2 separate regions of the Homo sapiens genome follow, and region 1 is linked to region 2. The links are chromatin contacts, found by Hi-C or POLR2A ChIA-PET in ENCODE. All regions are on one chromosome and are shown on one strand. Each heading gives the region's core, a stretch centred on a gene start or an enhancer-like site at or near the end of the contact. The rest is flanking DNA. Distances are from core to core; before and after follow the strand shown.

Region 1 (3,965 bases), core at 811-3,310, 330 kb after region 2:
TGCTGGGATCACAGCTGTGAGCCACTGTGCCTGGCCCCCCACTCCAGCCCAGGCTGGAGTGCAGTGGCATAATCTCGGCTCATTGCAACCTCCACCTCCTGGGTTCAAGCATTTCTCCTGCCTCAGCCTCCCTAGTAGCTGGGACTACAGGTGCCTCTGCCACCACCCCCCGGCTAATTTTTGTTATTTTTAGTAGAGATGGGGTTTCACCATGTTGGCCCTGCCACCACCCACAGCTAAGTTTTGTTATTTTTAGTAGAGATGGGGTTTCACCATGTTGGCCAGGCCGATCTTGAACTCCTGACCCCAGGTGATCTGCCCACCTCGGCCTGCCAGAGTGCTGGGATTACAGGGGTGAGCCACCACGCCCAGCACCATTCTCTCTTTTTGTTGTAACACCTTTATTGAGCTATAATTCACACACCATGCAGTTCATCTCTTTGAAACATACAAGTCAGTGGCTTTTTTTTTTTTTGAGACGGAGTCCTGCTCTGTTGCCCAGGCCGGAGTGCAGTGGCATGATCTCGGCTCACTGCAAGCTCTGCCTCCCGGGTTCACGCCATTCTCCTGCCTCAGCCTCCTGAGTAGCTGGGACCACAGGCGCCCGCCACCATGCCTGGCTAATTTTTTTGTGTTTTTAGTAGAGACGGGGTTTCACCATGTTAGCCAGGATGGTCTTGATCTCCTGACCTCGTGATCCACCTGCCTCGGCCTCCCAAAGTGCTGGGATTACAGGCGTGAGCCACCGCGCCTGGCTGTCAGTGGCTTTTAACCTATTCACCACAAACAATTTTGGAACATCACCCCAGAAGAAAACTCCAACCCACTGGCAGTCATTCCCCATTCTTCTCTATCCTCCAGCCCCTGGCAACTGGTAATCTACTGTCTGTCTCTATGGATTTGCCTATTCTGTACATTTTACATAAATCATCTGGCATGGGGCCTTTTGTGCCTTATTCCTTTTTTTCCTTTTTTTTTTTTTTTTTTTTTTTTTTAAGACGGAGTCTCACTGTGTCACCCAGGCTGGAGTGCAGTGGCGCAATCTCGGCTCACTGCAAGCTCCGCCTCCCGGGTTCATGCCATTCTCCTGCCTCAGCCTTCCGAGTATCTGGTACTACAGGCTCCCGCCACCATGCCCGGCTAATTTTTTGTGTTTTTAGTAGAGATGGGGTTTCACCATGTTAACCAGGATGGTCTCGATCTCCTGACCTCGTGATCCGTCTGCCTCGGCCTCCCAAAGTGCTGGGATTACAGGCGTGAGCCACCGCACCAGGCTGTGCCTGGCTCCTTTCACTTAGCACAGGGTTTTCAAGTTCATCCATGCTGTAGCAGTGCCAGAACTTGATTCCTTTTTATATCTGAATAATACTCCCTTGTATGGATATACCACATTTTGTTTATTTATGTATTGGTTGATGGAACTTTGAGTTGTTTCCATGTTGGCACTCTTATGAATAATGCTGCTATAAATCATTTGTGTATGAGGTGTTTTTTTTTTTTTTTTGAGATGGAGTCTCACTCTGTCGCCAGGCTGGAGTGCAGTGGTGCGATCTCGGCTCACTGCAACCTCTGCCTCCCAAGTTCAAGCGATTCTCCTGCCTCAGCCTCCTGAGTAGCTGGGACTACAGGCGCACGCCAGCCATGCCCAGCTAATTTTTGTATTTTTAACAGAGATGGGGTTTCACCAAGTTGGCCAGATGGTCTTGATCTCTTGACCTCGTGATCTGCCCATCTTGGCCTCCCAAAGTGCTGGGATTACAGGTGTGAGCCACCGTGCCCGGCCATGTGTACAAGTTTTTATGTGAACCTAAGTTTTCATTTCTCTTGAGTATATACCTAGAAGTGGAATTGCTGAGTCATATATTATGGTGACTGTATATTTAATCTTTTGAGGAACTGCCAGACTGTTGCCCAAAGCGACTGCACCATTTCACATTCCCAATAGCAAAGTCTGAGGGTTCCAATGTCTCTGCGTCCTCACTAACACTGGTTATTATCTGTCTTGTTGGTTACAGCCACCCTGATGGGCAGGAAGTGGTATCTGATTGTGGTTTTGATTTGCATTTCCCTGATGATTAATGACGTTGAGCATCTTTTCCTGTGCTTGAGCCTCGCAATACCCCTGGATCAGTCATTGTGAAGGTCACCACTGCCCTCCATCCAGTGGTCAGTTCTCAGTCCTCGCCTTACTTTTTCAAACACTTGACACTGTTAATTCCTCCTTCATTCTCGAAACTTTCTTCTCTTGGCTTCCCAGATGCAGGGCTGTTTTTCCCCCTGCCTCATTGGCTGTTTCTTTCCTGGCTTCTCTTTCAGACAGCAGAGTACCCCAGGCTTTGTCCTGAGCCGCCTACTCTTGTCTGTGGTAGACCCTCCCTAGATCTTTTCTTCTGGTCCTGTAGTTTTAAGAATGAACTGTACTCTGATGACTCTCAGATATATCCCTCTAACTCTGACCTCACCCATGAGCTTCAAACAGGTGTGTTCAACTGCCTGTTTCCAACTGCATGTGGATGTCTAAAAAACTTTCTTTTTTTTTTCGAGTTGTGGTATCACTCTGTCACCCATCCTGGAGTGCCATGGCATGATCACGGCTCACTGCAACCTTGAACTCCTGGGCTCAAGTGATCCTTATGCCTAAGCCTCCTGAGTAGGTAGGACTGACTACAGGCACCTGCCACCATGCCCAGCTAATGTTTTTACTTTTTTGTTTGTTTGTTTGCTTGAGACAGTGTCTCACTCTGTCACCAGGCTGGAGTGCTGTGGTGCAATCTCAGCTCACACAACCTCTGACTCCCTGGTTCAAGCAATTCTCCTGCCTCAGCCTCCCGAGTAGCTGGGATTACAGGCACCCACCACCACGCCCAGCTAATATTTTGTATTTTTAGTAGAGATGGGGTTTCGCCATGTTGGCCAGGAAGGTCTCAATCTCCCGACCTCATGATCCGCCCGCCTCGGCCTCCCAAAGTGTTGGGATTACAGGCATGAGCCTTCATGCCCAACGTTTTTACTTTTTTGTGGAGATGGGGTCTTGCTGTGTTGCCCAGGCTGGTCTCAAACTCCTGACCTCAAGTGATCCTCCCGCCTTGGCCTCCCAAAATGTTGGGATTACAGACATGAGCCACCACAGCTGGCCTAAAAGACATCTTAAATTTAACCAGAACTTTTGTTTTTTCTCAGCCAAACCCATTAATTTTCTGTCTTTTCTGTATAGTGAATGACAGCCCCATCCACAAGGTTGCTCAGGCCACAGCCTCCATATCTCCCTGATTCCTGTCTTCCTCTTCCCACCCTGCTCCCCTCTTCCCTTCCCCATGGGCCCCCTCCTTGTACCCTCCAACTACCCTACTAGTTAAGCCCTTCAGAGTACATCCAGCCATTTCTCACCACCTCCACCACCTGGGATATTGCAACAGTTCCTTTCTGGTCTCCCTGCTAGTCTTACGCAACAGCCAGAGTAGTGCTTTAATAAAACATGTTTTAACCTAAAAGCATTTTAGATTTTACTACGAAATGCATCATAGACTCAAAGTAGTATATATCGTATTTGTGCTCTTTACAGAATAAACATAAGAAATACTCCATGGCTAGGCGCAGTGGCTCATGCCTGTAATCCCAGCACTTTGGGAGGCTGAGGCGGGTGGATCACCTGAGGTCAGGAGTTAAAGACCAGCCTGGCCAACATGGTGAAACCCCATCTCTACTAAAAATACAAAAAATTAGCTGGGTGTGGTGGCACATGCCTGTAATCCCAGCTACTCAGGAGGCTGAGACAGGAGAATCGTTTGAACCCAGGAGGCGGAGGCTGCAGTGAGCCAAGATCACGCCACTGCACTCCAGCCTGGTGACAGAGCAAGACTCCGTCTCAAAAGAAAAAAAAATACTTCTGTACCCACCACCTGGATTACAAGGTACCCAGTACTCCTGAAGCCTCTTCAGCCCTCCTTATTTCATCTACCTCTCTT
Region 2 (3,593 bases), core at 180-2,679:
AGGCTAAATGCTCCCTGCATGTGAAGGGGGCCTTTGCTTGTGTCCTAGTTATTACAGGCCGGTGCAGAGGGCCCCTGTGGGAGGCTTCCCTGGAGATCCCAGCTTCTCCTGCCCCTCTGTTCCAACACACTTGCTTATCTCAGGCTGCCTGGGTGGGTGGTGAAGTTCACATCTGTTCCCTCCTGGCTGTGACCTCTTAGACCCCCAGCTGGAAGTGCATGCGGAGGCTCCTCAGCGTCGCCCAGTGCTGGGTGATTTGTGTCATCAGCTCAGTTTGAATAGCGTCATGGCAGGCCACACAGGCCAAGTTTACTTACCCCGGAATCCCTGGCACCAGGTGCCCAGTAAGGGTCAGTACCTATTTTTGAAAGTTTATTAAAATAATGGAAGGCAGGGGCACCAATCACCTGAGCCTGAGGCCCCCGGCACTGCTGCCCAGAATGGCATCCTCTCATACCCGTGCTGCCAGGCCCTCCCTTGTCCAGTTGGAAGCCCCAGCAGTCCAGCCCCCCTGCTCCACCAGCAGGGGGTGCCTTCCTCCACACCCTCTCCTCGCTGCCTTTGGCCCCAGCCCTCACCCTGCAGCAATAGCTCTTTCCCGGTGGCAGACTGCTATATGACCTCTCCACTGCCGCGTCAGCTGGAAGTCCCCACTGGGCCCTGCTGCATCCCATCGGCTTCTCTCTCGCTCTGACCTGAGCAGCTGCAAAGTCTCCTGGCTATGATTGATGCCTCCGGCGCTCCTGTCCTGCCGACCCAGGCCGGCCCACAGATGAGAAAGTGATTGCCCCTTGAGTGGGTTCCCGAGTTGGTGCCATTGCGGCGGCCTTTGTCTACGTAGCTGTGCACCCCCTCCAGTTCTGCAGACTCTACACCCCCAAGACCCTGCTCAGCCTCCCTTTCTCCCAGCCACTTGATTCTTGGGGGAAACTGCCCCTTCCCCACCCTGTCCTCTTGGTTCCATACCAGCCTCTCCATCACCCACCCCTTCTGTGGACCACTTCCTGTGCCAAGCACGACTTGATGCTCTTTAGCCCTGCCTGGTTCACAGAAGAGGAGCTGGCCTCGGAGAAGGTGGTGCTGCCTCCCCTGAGCGGCCTCTGGCCCTTCCCTTGTATCCTCCAGGCAGCAGATCTTGAGCCCACAACGGGCTGTCCGGGCACATGGACCCCAACCCCAGCAGGGAGGGAGGCCGGAGTGGAGCAGGGACCCTGCTGGGCCTGAACTGGGTGGCTGACGTTTTCACATCTGGTTCTGTTGAACTGTAACTCGCGTTATGTACTGAAGCCAGGGTTATTTTTATCCTGACATGTGAGGTTTCTTCACGTCATAACCACAAAACTCAATCCAAAACATCCCGGGGCAGGTTGTTTGTGAGACGTTCTGTGGATTCTCATGTCACCACATCAGGTTTCACTTAGTAACATCTGCAGGGCTGGCTCCCCGGCCGCCCACCCCGCCAGCCTGGGTTTCTGTGTGGAGTGCGTCTCTGTGCCCCTGGCCAGCCGCCGGTCACGTGCACTTCCTGCCAGGGGCTGGCAGGCTCCTCACTTGCCCAAACCAGAAATACAAGGCACAGTGGCCTTCAGCTGAGGGATGGCACTCTCCCTCATGCTCCTGCCCTCTGCAGGATTGGGGAATGGAAATCCCACTCTCCTGGGCCCCTCAAAGAGAGCCTGTCTCCCGAGACACACAGCCGGGTTGTGGGCCCCCCTCTCCCTCGCCCCCTGCTGCAGCAGCTGCCCACCATCTACAGGGGGCTGTGCCTCAGTGGCACCCCTGAGTAAAACCGCTGAGGTCCTCGGAGCGCAGTGTTGGAGGGCGTGCCCTGAGCTGCCCCGTCCCGGCTCCCACTTTCCTCATGCGCCTGCAGCACCCAGCCCAGGACCCTGCTTACAAGAGCAGATGAGCCAGAGCCGGAGGTGGGCGGAAGAGCAGGCAGCAGTGAGGCGGAAATCAGCATACTTGAGGGGCCCATTTCTCCTGTAGTCACCCTCCCGGGGTGAGCTTGTTCTCTCTCCACCCATCTCCTCCTCCTGAGCCTGCAGCCCTGCCTCAGAGAGCATCTCAAGCCAAAGGGCAGCTCAGATCAACAGAGTGGCTGGGGGCGATGGGGGCCACTGAGGCTGGGAAAGAGCGAGCAGCCCCCACCCTGTCCTGCTGAGCACTGAGGCCTTTCCCATCCCTGTCCAGCCCGCCCTCCCTGCCCCTTCAAGTGTGGCCCCTTTCCCCACCTCCCCTGCTGGGAAAAGACTGCCCTGCTCAAACCTGTGGTCTCAATGCAGCCCCTCCCAAGGCTCCCAACCCTGTCTTGGGGAGGGCAGAAAGTCTTTAAGCCTTGGGAGCACTGTGAGGGCTGAGCTGCACTCAGCTGAGGATGTGAATCGCTTGCTGCGGCTTCTCGCAGCTGTGACACTGCCCTCCTCCTCCCTTCCACTAAGGGCCTCAGCTCCAGGGTCCAAGGGGCAGCCTGGACATTGAGAGTCCATTTTGGGTCCACACTAGGGGCTGTGGCTAAGGAGTTCAGAGTTGTGTCCAGAGCAGCCCAGCCCTTCTCTTCTGCCATCTTTAGCCAGACTGTCAGCGGAGAGATGGGCTGATCTCCCTCCCCAGATGTGTGGGGGTCACAGGTGGCCCCCCTTCTTCCTCAGAGCATCCTGATAGAGCACTGTGAATTTGTGCCAGAAATGAAATCTCCCCACTCAGACATTTCAGACCAGCCCCCAGACATCCATTCTGAGACTCAGAATGAGAACGGTCTGCCCTGCGCAGTGCTCTGCGCTATGGGACGCTTGCTAATAAAAAGGAGCCCCCGTGTACTGAGTGCAGACTGTGCGGCAGGCTCCGGACCCGGCACATTACATGTTTTTATCTCATTTAATAGGGGCTCTTACTGCACTCACTTTACAGATGAGGAAACTGAGGCTTAAACACCATGCTCAGTGCTTCCTACTGCCCCTGTGAGGCTGGAACGGCCCCGCACCTCTCCCCACTCCAAACAAGCACCTGGGAGAAGCTTGCAGTGAACAGGGTGCCTCCAGTGTGGGCAGCATGAAGCCAGTGCCCTCCAGCCAGGCCACCACGGCCTACCAAATTCATCTCCTGAGGGAGGGAACAGTGAGGCAGGGCTGTCTCAACAGCTGTCTCTGCAGCCACCTCTTTAGAGATCAGCCCCCAGCTGGGCCTGGGGTAACTCGATCTATAAGAATGTGACACTTGATTCTGCAAACAGCCCCTTTGGGCCAGGGAGCAGAGACTCTTTGCCATTCCAGAGTCACTCAGGACCTCCCAAGCCAGGCTGATTCAGGCAGGGACCCAGCACAATGCAGTCCAAACAAGAAGTGGAATGAGGCCTTTCCTTGAACTGGCCTTCTCACTCAGGGCTCCTTCATGCCGCTCACGCGAGCTGTCTAGGAGGTTCTTGGGATTGAGGATGCTACAGTTTGGAGGTGTGGCTCTTGGTAAGGAATCCCTTATAGAGTGATTCACAGCTGGGAAAAACAGCACAGAAAAACGCCTTTTCTAGACCCAGCCATCTCCCCGGCAGGACCATGAGAGGACATACAGGAAGTCTGAGCTCAGCAAGAAAGACG

What was found. A loop is a pair of places that touch in the nucleus more often than their neighbours do. ChIA-PET counts read pairs that join two places held with the same protein, here RNA polymerase II (POLR2A). Pooled maps may share reads with other maps.
Region 1: a map with no recorded cell type shows a loop between it and region 2 (13-fold over the local background). The contact joins two enhancer-like sites. A Hi-C loop is called at or near these places in 5 of 37 single-sample maps with no recorded cell type and 7 of 50 pooled maps. POLR2A ChIA-PET finds 5 or more read pairs at or near these places in 4 of 52 experiments (CD4-positive, alpha-beta T cell, T-cell, activated CD4-positive, alpha-beta memory T cell and 1 more).

The regions. Positions count from the first base shown.
Region 1 is chr16:70,402,571-70,406,535 of GRCh38, reverse strand. The region is part of intron 1 of ST3GAL2 (ST3 beta-galactoside alpha-2,3-sialyltransferase 2); the gene reads left to right. Among named protein-coding and RNA genes, the nearest start is that of ST3GAL2, 35 kb to the left of the region's middle. RefSeq lists an enhancer at 1,705-1,874. Within about 2 kb of position 2,060, at least 10 of the 41 ENCODE cell types and tissues checked have a DNase peak (open chromatin) inside an H3K27ac peak, as active enhancers do; they include CD4-positive, alpha-beta T cell, where a contact is called at or near this core.
Region 2 is chr16:70,735,512-70,739,104 of GRCh38, reverse strand. The region is part of intron 13 of VAC14 (VAC14 component of PIKFYVE complex); the gene reads left to right. Among named protein-coding and RNA genes, the nearest start is that of VAC14-AS1, 18 kb to the left of the region's middle. RefSeq lists enhancers at 551-720, 622-1,152, 1,125-1,284. Within about 2 kb of position 1,429, at least 30 of the 41 ENCODE cell types and tissues checked have a DNase peak (open chromatin) inside an H3K27ac peak, as active enhancers do; they include CD4-positive, alpha-beta T cell, where a contact is called at or near this core.